Regions from separate parts of the Homo sapiens genome. Here regions 2 and 3 are each linked to region 1. The links are chromatin contacts, found by Hi-C or POLR2A ChIA-PET in ENCODE. All regions are on one chromosome and are shown on one strand. The core of a region is the stretch at or near the end of the contact, and the rest is flanking DNA. Distances in the headings are between cores, read along the strand shown.

What was found. A loop is a pair of places that touch in the nucleus more often than their neighbours do. ChIA-PET counts read pairs that join two places held with the same protein, here RNA polymerase II (POLR2A). Pooled maps may share reads with other maps.
Region 2: a map of B cell shows a loop between it and region 1 (4-fold over the local background). The contact joins two enhancer-like sites. A Hi-C loop is called at or near these places in 3 of 168 maps with a recorded cell type or tissue (B cell, GM12878 and OCI-LY7), 32 of 37 single-sample maps with no recorded cell type and 13 of 50 pooled maps.
Region 3: a loop to region 1 is called in a pooled map, with 11 times the contacts of the local background. The contact joins two enhancer-like sites. A Hi-C loop is called at or near these places in 9 of 37 single-sample maps with no recorded cell type and 4 of 50 pooled maps. POLR2A ChIA-PET finds 5 or more read pairs at or near these places in 1 of 52 experiments (OCI-LY7).

The regions. Positions count from the first base shown.
Region 1 is chr2:145,410,123-145,413,528 of GRCh38, reverse strand. No RefSeq gene overlaps it. Among named protein-coding and RNA genes, the nearest start is that of LINC01966, 530 kb to the right of the region's middle. RefSeq lists an enhancer at 1,130-1,289. Within about 2 kb of position 1,893, at least 3 of the 41 ENCODE cell types and tissues checked have a DNase peak (open chromatin) inside an H3K27ac peak, as active enhancers do; they include B cell, where a contact is called at or near this core.
Region 2 is chr2:145,750,452-145,753,857 of GRCh38, reverse strand. No RefSeq gene overlaps it. Among named protein-coding and RNA genes, the nearest start is that of LINC01966, 870 kb to the right of the region's middle. RefSeq lists an enhancer at 1,774-1,823. Within about 2 kb of position 1,522, at least 12 of the 41 ENCODE cell types and tissues checked have a DNase peak (open chromatin) inside an H3K27ac peak, as active enhancers do; they include B cell, where a contact is called at or near this core.
Region 3 is chr2:145,691,779-145,695,184 of GRCh38, reverse strand. No RefSeq gene overlaps it. Among named protein-coding and RNA genes, the nearest start is that of LINC01966, 810 kb to the right of the region's middle. Within about 2 kb of position 1,849, at least 4 of the 41 ENCODE cell types and tissues checked have a DNase peak (open chromatin) inside an H3K27ac peak, as active enhancers do.

The DNA.
Region 1 (3,406 bases), core at 644-3,143:
TAAAGCAGCAGACACTCTCCTGCTTGCCTGAAAGAAGGAAGTTGCCATGTTGTAAGAGGTCTATGGAGGGTGCCATATGGCAAGGACCTGAGAGAGGCCTCTGGCAGCTGAGAGTGCTCCCTGGACATCAGCTGGCAAGAAAACAAGAGCTTCAGTCATAGAGCTGCAAGGAGTTGAATTCTGCCAACAACCATGTGAGTTTGGAAGAGAATCCTGAGTTACAAAGAGTAATGCTGCCTAAATGACACTTTGTTTGCAGCCTTGGGAGGCATGGAGGAGAGGTCCCAGTGAAGCCAGACTCCAGACCTACAGAAATGAGAAGGAATAAATATGTGTTATCTTAATCAGCAAAGTTTGTGATAATTTGTTATGCAGCCATAAAAAACTAAGACAATCACCACACCCAAATGCCCTTTATTGTTCTTTTTACCTGTTAATTTCATCTTTCTAATCTCACCTTCTTCATGAAGCTTTAAATACAATCTCCTTGCATAATAATCCCACATATCTTACTACCTTTAGCACATATTGTCTGAGCAAGTGATAGAATACGTAGTAGCGGCAACGTTTTCTCTTTGAATCATATCTTCCCAGTTGAGAAAAGAGTTCTTTCAGTAGAGGAACCATCTCCTACACTTATTTATATACCCCACAGCCCTTAAAAGTGTCACTGGTTATAAGAGATACTCAATAAATAATTAACAAATTACTCATAACTTCACTTTTACAATATGTCATGGTCATTATATCACTATTCAAATCATCTCTTATGAATTCTGAAGCACATGGTAAGGAAAAAATGAAGACTCCATAGTTAGAGTCAACTGGCCAGATGACATCTTAGACTTCAAAATACTGCATCAGCAAACTCCAATTTATATCAGTTGTACATAATATTCTTCAGGAAAAAGTATAGCAAAACTTCTGAACTCAAAGCCCATAGAACTTTTGTAAAATTTTCTGGCTATTATATTTGCCAGTAAGCAAGGAGATTTGTAGAATACAACTTTGATGCACACAGACTCGGAAGACAGCTGAAAAGAAGCTAAGGCAGAGCACATGTGTGCTGTTTATAGGCAAACACGTGCCACATCACCCACTACCCAGGTGGACATATCTCCTCTAAAGCTGTAATGGCGAGTCAAGTAACCTGTTCAAAAACCCCACAATCTCCTAACCACAGCCACCTGGCTTGTAATTATAGACTTTATTATAAATAGATATAAGCTTTGAGTGATTAGTTATTGTGTACAAAGTATTCAACCGTGGACCACCTGATTTTCACATACTGCTGTACCTTCTCCTTCCTTTGATGCATCTTGGCTATTAATGGAAAAACACCTGTTTCCTGATAGTTCTCTGAGCTATAGAGACGTACATTTATATAGAAACAGCTGGGAGAAAGGTCCTTGTGAAGGACAACAAAATCCAATTCTTACCATCACAAAACTTCCTCCTGGAGCTGCTGATGGAAGCAGTTAAGCCTGCCTTGCATCACTCCTACACAAGCTACAACAAACAAAGTGAAGCTAGGGAGAGTCTTTAACTACTGTGGAAGGATTAAGAAAATCCTACAGCAATAAGGCTGGGATTTCCATTTGATCCTAGAAACAGAAAACGTTTCTAAACCCACAGGTGAATGACATAAACGGAAAGCCAGGAGCGAGGCTGCAAGTGTTTATTGCGTTCCTCTCACATCTTTTTTCAGCACCTGCACATACCTACAGTCTTTCCTCCCCAATGCCCAGGAGCACGGGACATCCAGCTACACTGATAAACTAGCAGCAGCTCAAGAAAATGAATGATGACAGGAAATGAAAGTGACAGTGACAGTTTGTGGTTGTTTGATTTCTTAAATGCAATGAATGGTGGCCACAGAGTTTCCTGTCAACAAGTGTCTGGATAGAAAAATGAAAAAGCAATCAAAACAGTAACTGACACTTCAGGGCATTTCAGGGAAGCCCAGGGCTCACTGTGCAACAAAACCACCTGCTTAGTGTTCTCCATGGGAACTACCACTCACCCTGAGAGGAATTATCAGGATAAAGCCAAGGTGGGTGGGTGCAATGCCAGCTCATTAGTTTAATCTCCAAGGAAAGGTGGACCAAATGATAAAATTCTGGACTAAATGACCTCTGTGGTCAAATCCAGTGCAATGCTCTGTGGTCAATTCCAGTGTAAAGATTCTAGAAATAATACAGGATGAAGGGGTAGGAAATGTGACCCTAATGCAGATACCATTAGTAATTTAATTATAGGAACTTCAATTAATTTACTTCTCTCTGCCTTAATCCCTCCTCATGTAAAAATGCTACCCTTCCTTTCTGTCTTTAAGCCAGAAATCTGCTAGTTGTATGAGTTACAGGAAGAAGATCCACAATATTAGAGACACAGGGAATTAATAAACAATCGTATACAAGTATCTGGAAAAAGAGAAGAGCACTGAATTTGATATTGAACACGTTTTCTTGGCCTAATGAACATAACTGCATCCCACCATGTTTTCATCTCATCTCTCCCCTGTGACATCCCTACTGTCAAGCCAGAGTTCTTGCCATTTTCTGCTTTGAATCTTGATCTAGCCCTACCTCTTGACTTTATCCCAGTCTGATTTCCACTTCTATCAACTCTATCTAAGTGCTAGCTCCCCGTTCTCCAGCAAGTGGCCCTGCCTATCACCTTCACCCCAATGCGTTCCTCTCCACTCAGAGAAATGTGAACCTGTATCGCATGGTGTAGCCTTTCTTCTTGAAATTCTTCTCTCCTTTTTTTAATCCTTAAAAAAGAAAATGCTTTAGAGAAATATGACTGTAATTAACAACTGACAAAAATATCTGGGCTTGAGCTGAAGTGGGAAATCACAAACGTTAGTTACTTATTTTCTCATGCAGTTACCATTTGTTCTCTTTTCTCAGGGAAGTTGAAAGACCTGAGGTTCAAACTTAATAAGGCCCCATACTGTTTCTAAGAGTATTTGCAACATGTAAAGTATAAGTCAGTGCATTGCTGATATTTAAATTTGTTTTCACTCATCTGAGCTATTACACAGTATGCAATCCCTAAACCCTTCATAATAAAGAACACACATTTCTCAGCCACGAAAGGGAATGAAAGATTCAGCAATTTAAGCTCTCCGGTACTAGAAAGGTGACAAAACATTTATGTGTATCCAATCCATTCCACTGATTTGGCTCCAACATTAGGAGGGACTGCCTCAGGCAGAGACATTTTGCTATATACACATTCTTGGGAATTAGCAAATGGCCCATAGTGATGACAGCAACATCCTTCAAAACACTCAACTTTACTAAATGGATTTCACAAATACATTTTCTCTTTCTGAAGAATGTTTTTTTAAGTCTAACTGATAGTACAAATACTTGTTGCCTTTTTAAAAAGAAAATTC
Region 2 (3,406 bases), core at 273-2,772, 340 kb before region 1:
ATTTTAAAAGGGCCATGATTATCTGGTACTAGAAACAGCAGCAGCAGCTCCTAATTCAGATCTTTTAAATCGGTCTTCTCAGAATACATACATTTGGAGTATTTGAAAACTTGGTCCTCTGAGGCCTGTTCCTTCTTCTCCCTGGATCTTACCTTTAAATGGCTGAAGATATAATGCCTCAGAGACTTAAGGTGAGTGGAGATAGATTTGCTAGGTCCCAGAGTAATCAGAAAGGCAAAATAGCTTTGTAACTCTGTCTCTCTCTGCATTATTCCCTGAAGAGCAGCTGCAGCAGAGTGTGGACCCCGTGTTTGCACATGGCAGAAACTGGGCTGCCTCACATTTAAGGCCTAAGTTAGCCAACTTGTCAATGAATGCCATTAGTGCAGACGGGCCACAGGCACTCAGGGATGGAGTGGCAGGCAAGCTCAGATCAGCTAAGGAAGAGCAGGCATCGGGTGGTAACAACTTTCAGTCATTACTGACCTGGGCTCTATTCAAACCAGTGACCTAGAAATGAAGGGCTCCAAATCCCATTACTAATTCCCCGAGCCATCAAGTCTCCCCTATGGCCTGGATCTTGTCCTGAAACCCAGGTCTCCTGTTGAAATAGCATTAAGACAGCAGCCACTGCGTTGGCAGGCAAGGTTTTTAAAATAAAGGGAGGGGAGGGAATGTGCACGTAGAGAGTTGGCTTTAATTATTACTTTAAAGTTTTTCAGCTCCTTTCAACCTAAAAACCTGAACCTTCTTTAAAGTCACATGCTTGCCAGCCAGCACAAAAATGGTGTTCAAACAAGCACAGCTTTTTTATTTTGTTTGAATGGTGAAAATACACAAGCCCCCTCCCAAATCAAGGAATAATGAGAGGAAACCAAATGAGAGGAAGTTGTTGGAAAGCAAAGAAAGAGATTAAATGAGTATTGCGAGGACAAGAATATTTACTGCCAAAATAAGAAAAGGAGCTAAATGAAAGCACCCTTAAGCCGCGTTCTTCCTCACTTCTTATCTCTCTGTCACTCTCTGAATCCCTCTCATCAAAGAGGGACAATTATTTTTAAGTAAAAATGTGGGATTTTTGTCAGTGAGGTGAAGCCCATGCAAAGTGAGCTGGATTAAAAACTGCATGTAAAGTTCTGTCTCGTGTTTTAAGCCAAAAGCTCCAACTTTACAAACTGTCCTGTAGATGGGGCTGTACTCTGCAATTCTAAGATCACTGCCTCAACAATGAAGCAATTGTTTCCTGTCTCCACTTAGCAATTCCTCCCTCTCTTTCAGTTCTTTCTGCTTGCATGTTCTATTTATTTTAATGTATACCTTTGTGTAGAGCCTGTCTCTGAGTGGTTAGATACCCCGTTGATATGTGGCCTTCAAGGGGGAAAAGGGAGTGCAGCCTATTCCCATGACATCCTAAGGCTTTGTAGAGCCAAAAAAACCTTCTCAGGAACACCTAATCCTTGGGCTCTGTCCAAGTACCACAATCTCTCTGTACAACTGACATGGGCCACTTGGGACACTTGAGAGTTTTAGGTGTGTCTCTCTGAAGTCAGCCCCGGCCAAGCATGAGGCAAATGTGCCCGACCAAAGAAAATAAATTATGTGGACTCCAATTTTCAGCAGTTATGAAGTATTGAATTACACATGCAAAGAATTCACTTTGGGATTAACCCTTTGGAACCGAAACACAATCTTGTCACAATGCCTGAGAAGGGAGCATGCTCTGAGTGAGGCCTGACTTTCCAAAGACACAGAGGTTGCTGACCAGGAGACAGAGATGCTCAATGCAATAAGAATGGAGATAAATGCAAATGTCTTATGTGGGCATGGAAGAGGGTATATGTCGGGGTTCTGCCCTGTCTCTGGATAGGCTGTTGCTGGCATTGTAAAGTTTAAGGATTCACTGCAAAGGCCACTTCAGCACTTAACGGGAATGCATCTTAGCATAATTCACACAGTCCCTGTGGCTGCTTCTTCATTCAGATTTAGAGAAGTGGTTGAAAGCCACTGGAACTTGACTGAAATCACAACTACAGAACCCCTGAAACGGCATTCATCCTCCATGACTCATTGAGCGATAGAAAAGGACATCCTGTCCTACCCCTTTAAGAATTCCTAGTTCCCCATAACCGTCTGAAGCACTAAGCTGTGAGTACACGACATAGCTGAAATTTAACACATAAACCCTGGAGTAGAAAAACAAAACAAGGCCATTTGTTTTCCCCTATAAAGCTATTTATTTACCAAATGACCATAGAAAGCAAACCTCCAACAATAACAGGAAACAATCAATCTTGAAAAACTTAGGGAAAAATTTTTTTGGAGCAAAGTTAACTTTTTAATAAAGTAGGTGTCTTGGGTATGCAAAGCAGGATGTCAGGAAACAGGCAACCTTGCCCCTCTTCCCCTCAGGTTATTATCAGAAAATGTGTGATCTACAGGAGGGACACTGTTTTGGGACTGATAAGCTGTGTCTACATAAAGATCCCTCACTTATTTCACATGTGCCCTGGAGGAAATAGAACTGTACAACGATATCCCTGGGAGACACTGTGGACCTCATCCACTGCCCTCATATTATCCAATGAAGAAACTGAGTTGCTCAAAGTTGCAACAGATACAGCTAAAAGCAGTAGGACATTTTATGTAACTTATTTCTAAAACAACAAATCTCTAATCAGAGAAATATCTCTATGTCTCAGTTGCTCTTGCCTGTTCAGAGGGATGATAACTATCTTTTCAAGTACTTGCTATTTTGAGTTATATGGAATATTTTGAGACACATGTAGAGATCTGCTAAAATGATTTGAGTGATAATAACTGGGTGTATGTGTGTTAATATGTGAGAAAAAAGAGAAAGAAATGAATGAGAGGGAGAGATAAAGACAGGGAAATAGATGAAGTTTCTGACATCATATGATTGTTGGGTGGAGTAACTAATAAAAGTAATTGCTAAGCACGGTGAAATTAGACTGCTGTGTAAAGCTAAACCAGGATGAACCAAAATTTGCAAATATCATGAGACTTTTATTTTCAACAGGTGGCATTTTAGAATGCAAACTAGTAGCATGCAAGTGAGAGCGCGCTGTAAAGGGGAAGAGATGTGGGGATTTACACACTTAGGAAATCGGGGTGACTAGAAAACAATGTTTTATGTTTGCAGTCTTACAGATCCACTTATTGAGAGGAATGGCTGATTAGAAATATGCTTAGAAAATGCTTCTCTTATTTTTACTGGCAGAGGGTTAACGTAGGTTTCTACTTACAAGGTAAGAAAATCTGCTGTGAAAGGAAAAAGCCAACTGACACTGCTTGTGGACAAATGTGTGTGAGCCAAAAACTGAAATGAGGCAGGCAATAAAACCATATCAAAGCCCACCCGTTGCCCCTATCACAATATTCTTACCAA
Region 3 (3,406 bases), core at 600-3,099, 280 kb before region 1:
AATATTTATTTAATAGTAAAATCACTAACCATTAATGAAGAAATGATAATTTGTCGTAAACATACAGTGGAATACAATGGAATTCCTTGGAACTCGGGGAAAAGAAAGACAACAGTACAGATCATAACATGGATGAAACTTAAAACCTCTATGCTGAGTGAAATTAGCCAGACACTAAAAATTATATGTCGTATATGCTCAAGTCTAAATGAAACAAGAATCATATGGTGACAGAAAGCAAATTAGTGGTTTTCTGGGTCAGTTGGGAGAAAGGGGTTGTCTAGTTTAGGACACAAAGAAACTTTGGGGGATGTTGGAAAGATTCTATATGGATTGTGGTGTGGTTCTACGTGCACACGTTTTCAATAGTTTAAAATAGGTACATTTTGTTGAAGGCATATTATACTTCAATAGGGTTGATTTTAAAAATTAAGCACATACTGGGTTATAAAGAAAGTCTTTACTAAATTTGTGACTTAGTATCTTTCTGTCTGCCCTCAACAATTAAACAATTTCTCTGATCCTAAGTTTCCCAAGTCCTTATCAGTTTCATTAAGATGAAAAGCAATAATGTGTAATGCATGTGAAAAGGGCACAATAAATGTTTATTTGTTTTACTCATCCTATTTCCCACTTATAGAAATATTCTAGTAACTTATAGAAATATTATAATTGAAAAATTGTGGCTTCTTTACTTTTGTTATGCTTTTCTAATAAATTTTACCATTCATTTTGTTACAACTCTGCCCCTAGGTCATTAGACCACAGTGTGTGCTATCATTGTTAAAATATAGAGTTGCCGTCTTTCATTCAGAGAGTACCTACGTAATCTGCCAGTTCTATCAGCTAAACAATATTTTATATAAGAAGCAGACATTTGCTGAATTGATTTAAATTTTGGTACTCGTATTCTAAATTGTCTAGTCATTTTTTATTTTAAAACTTTTTATTAAATATATGCTATACATCATCGTAAATTTTCTGTAGTGATAGAAAAATGGAAAAGACAGATCACAGCATCATGTAACTAACATCTCAAAAAAAGTATTGAAGATATAACTAAGAAAACTGAGCAGGAGAATTTTCATGGGAGCATAGTTGTTTAAATATTTTCTGGATGGTAATTAACTTATCATCTGGTTGCTTCAGATATTTTTTATACCTTTGACTTAGTAAAAGCAGTGATCAATTTATTAGAGGAAAAAAATCTGTTGAATTTAGTAGTATTTTCCAAGTATATATATAAGAAGTAAAAATAAAATCTTGGAGATCATTGCATGCATTATCAGTTTTCTGACTTATTACAAATCCAAGTTAGTCTTGTTTGGTTCTACTTAAATCAGATATTGTTTCTAAAACTAATAAATATCAGAACTAGTGGCCAGATCTAGAAACTTCCTCCCTTAAACCTATTCAAGTTAGTCAAACATAGTCAAGCATAGTCTTCCCAAATCACCTTGAGAAAATCTGTTCACCAAAAATCAGATGTCTGGTCATATCAGATGTCAATTATTTTACTTACTTTCCAGGAGGAAATACATCATCAACGACAACGAAAGGATCTGTGATTGTAAAAGTTATTCCTTTTACAAATATTTAGATTTCTAGTTTTAATCTATTTAAATTTCATATTTTAAAAATTGATTTGTTTTACCATATTTCAAAAAAAAATTCAAAGTTGCTGCATGTGAATTTTAAAACCTGTGACTTCTCAGATGAGTTCATGTTTACCAGCAGGGCTCACCCATAAAGGCCGGCTGAATATCCAGTGTACTTTCCCTTCACTGTGGTCAGTGAATCAGCAAGTGTTACAGGAGTTCAGCGTGAAATGCCAGGTGCTATTTCAACAGTCCTTCTTTCACAATGCTTAGGGTGGGGTCACTCTGGTAGACCCTGATAAGGTTACTGGAACTGAGTTCCTGGGGTGGTCAAGTTAACATCCTCTAAGCTCATGCTCTCTGAATGTAGAAGGTAGTCACAGAGACCTGGTTCCCTTTTTTGGGCTAAAGGCTACTCAACCGCAAGCTGCTTATTAAACTCTGTCTGGAAAATATTATTCACTGAAATCATGTCTCAATAGCACAGAGTTTAATTTTGTAATTAACCAAACCATCTGTCATTGCAAGGCTCTCTTAAGGGCATCCAAATGGGAGAACTTATAGAACCTTGCATGGTGAGTGGTAGTGAATGGCTGTGAGAAGGAAATGGTATGAATTTCAAATGATAGCTACAAATAGATTGTCAACTTATGAACTCAGAACAAACTACTTTCCTAAAGAGATGCTCCTGCATCTTTCCATAAACAGATTATTGCCCTTTTCATAAAATATTTAGCTCTTTGCTTTATAAAGTAAAGTTCATATGAACATAAATGTTGCTGCAAAAGACCGTCCATCTGTGTTTTTGCTGTGTGTGAATAATAGCAACATTTCCTTGAAAACTTAAGAATACTTACTAAATAATCAACGAGTATTAATCAGTTATATAATTTATTCTTCCTTCTAGATTTCGAGGCTTTCTGTCTTGCTGCATTAAACATCCATAGATATTTACATTACATGCAAATCAAAGATATCAAGAAATAAGATCTCTAGAGGTGATAAAACATTATTTGTTGGGCATGCCTTGAATCAGGTTTGAATTAGGTTTACTTATTTAATGATACATATTTGGGTCTGGCATCATCCAAACAGCTCTGAACTAATAGCCCAGACAGGATCTTAATGACAATTTTTTACTTTGGTGGTTTTGTTTTTGCATGTACATTTAAAAAGTATCAGAAAATTTGTACAAATTTAAAAATTAAATATTTTGAAACCTTAAAATCAAATATAGATACAGCTATATCTTTATACTTGTAATATATTTACTAAATAAGGTGAAGTCACAAGGATGGGAAATTATTCTGAGTAATTCAATTTACACAATTCTTTTCACCTTTTAGTAGTTTATATGATTAAATTTTGATACTATGTAGTCCACAGGAGGAATGAATAAATGCCAGAAAAGTAATGGTGATAGATACAAATTGATTGTTAGACTTCCTCAATACCTTGGCCCATTGATATTTAAAGTTTTAATTAATAGCTGAATAGGTGCTTTAATGGTCAAGTAGGATATTTGGTTCTCAATAACCTATAACATCTCAAAGTTAATATTGAAATGCCACTTACACACGTCCTTTCCTCTAGTGGTGAGGATGGACAGGAAAAAGCAGTTCTAGACCCTGAAAAAGTTGGTTTGTATGGGTTAGCTATTTTCCGATGAGATCAGTCTAGCGCTGCCACCTGCACTCCAAAACATTGGTCCCAAAGGAGTCATGATGTCATTATGCCAACACCATCACATCTCAGTGTTGTTATATTGAGTCAGCCAAACTTGGCCCCATATTGGTCTGGTTCCTGTT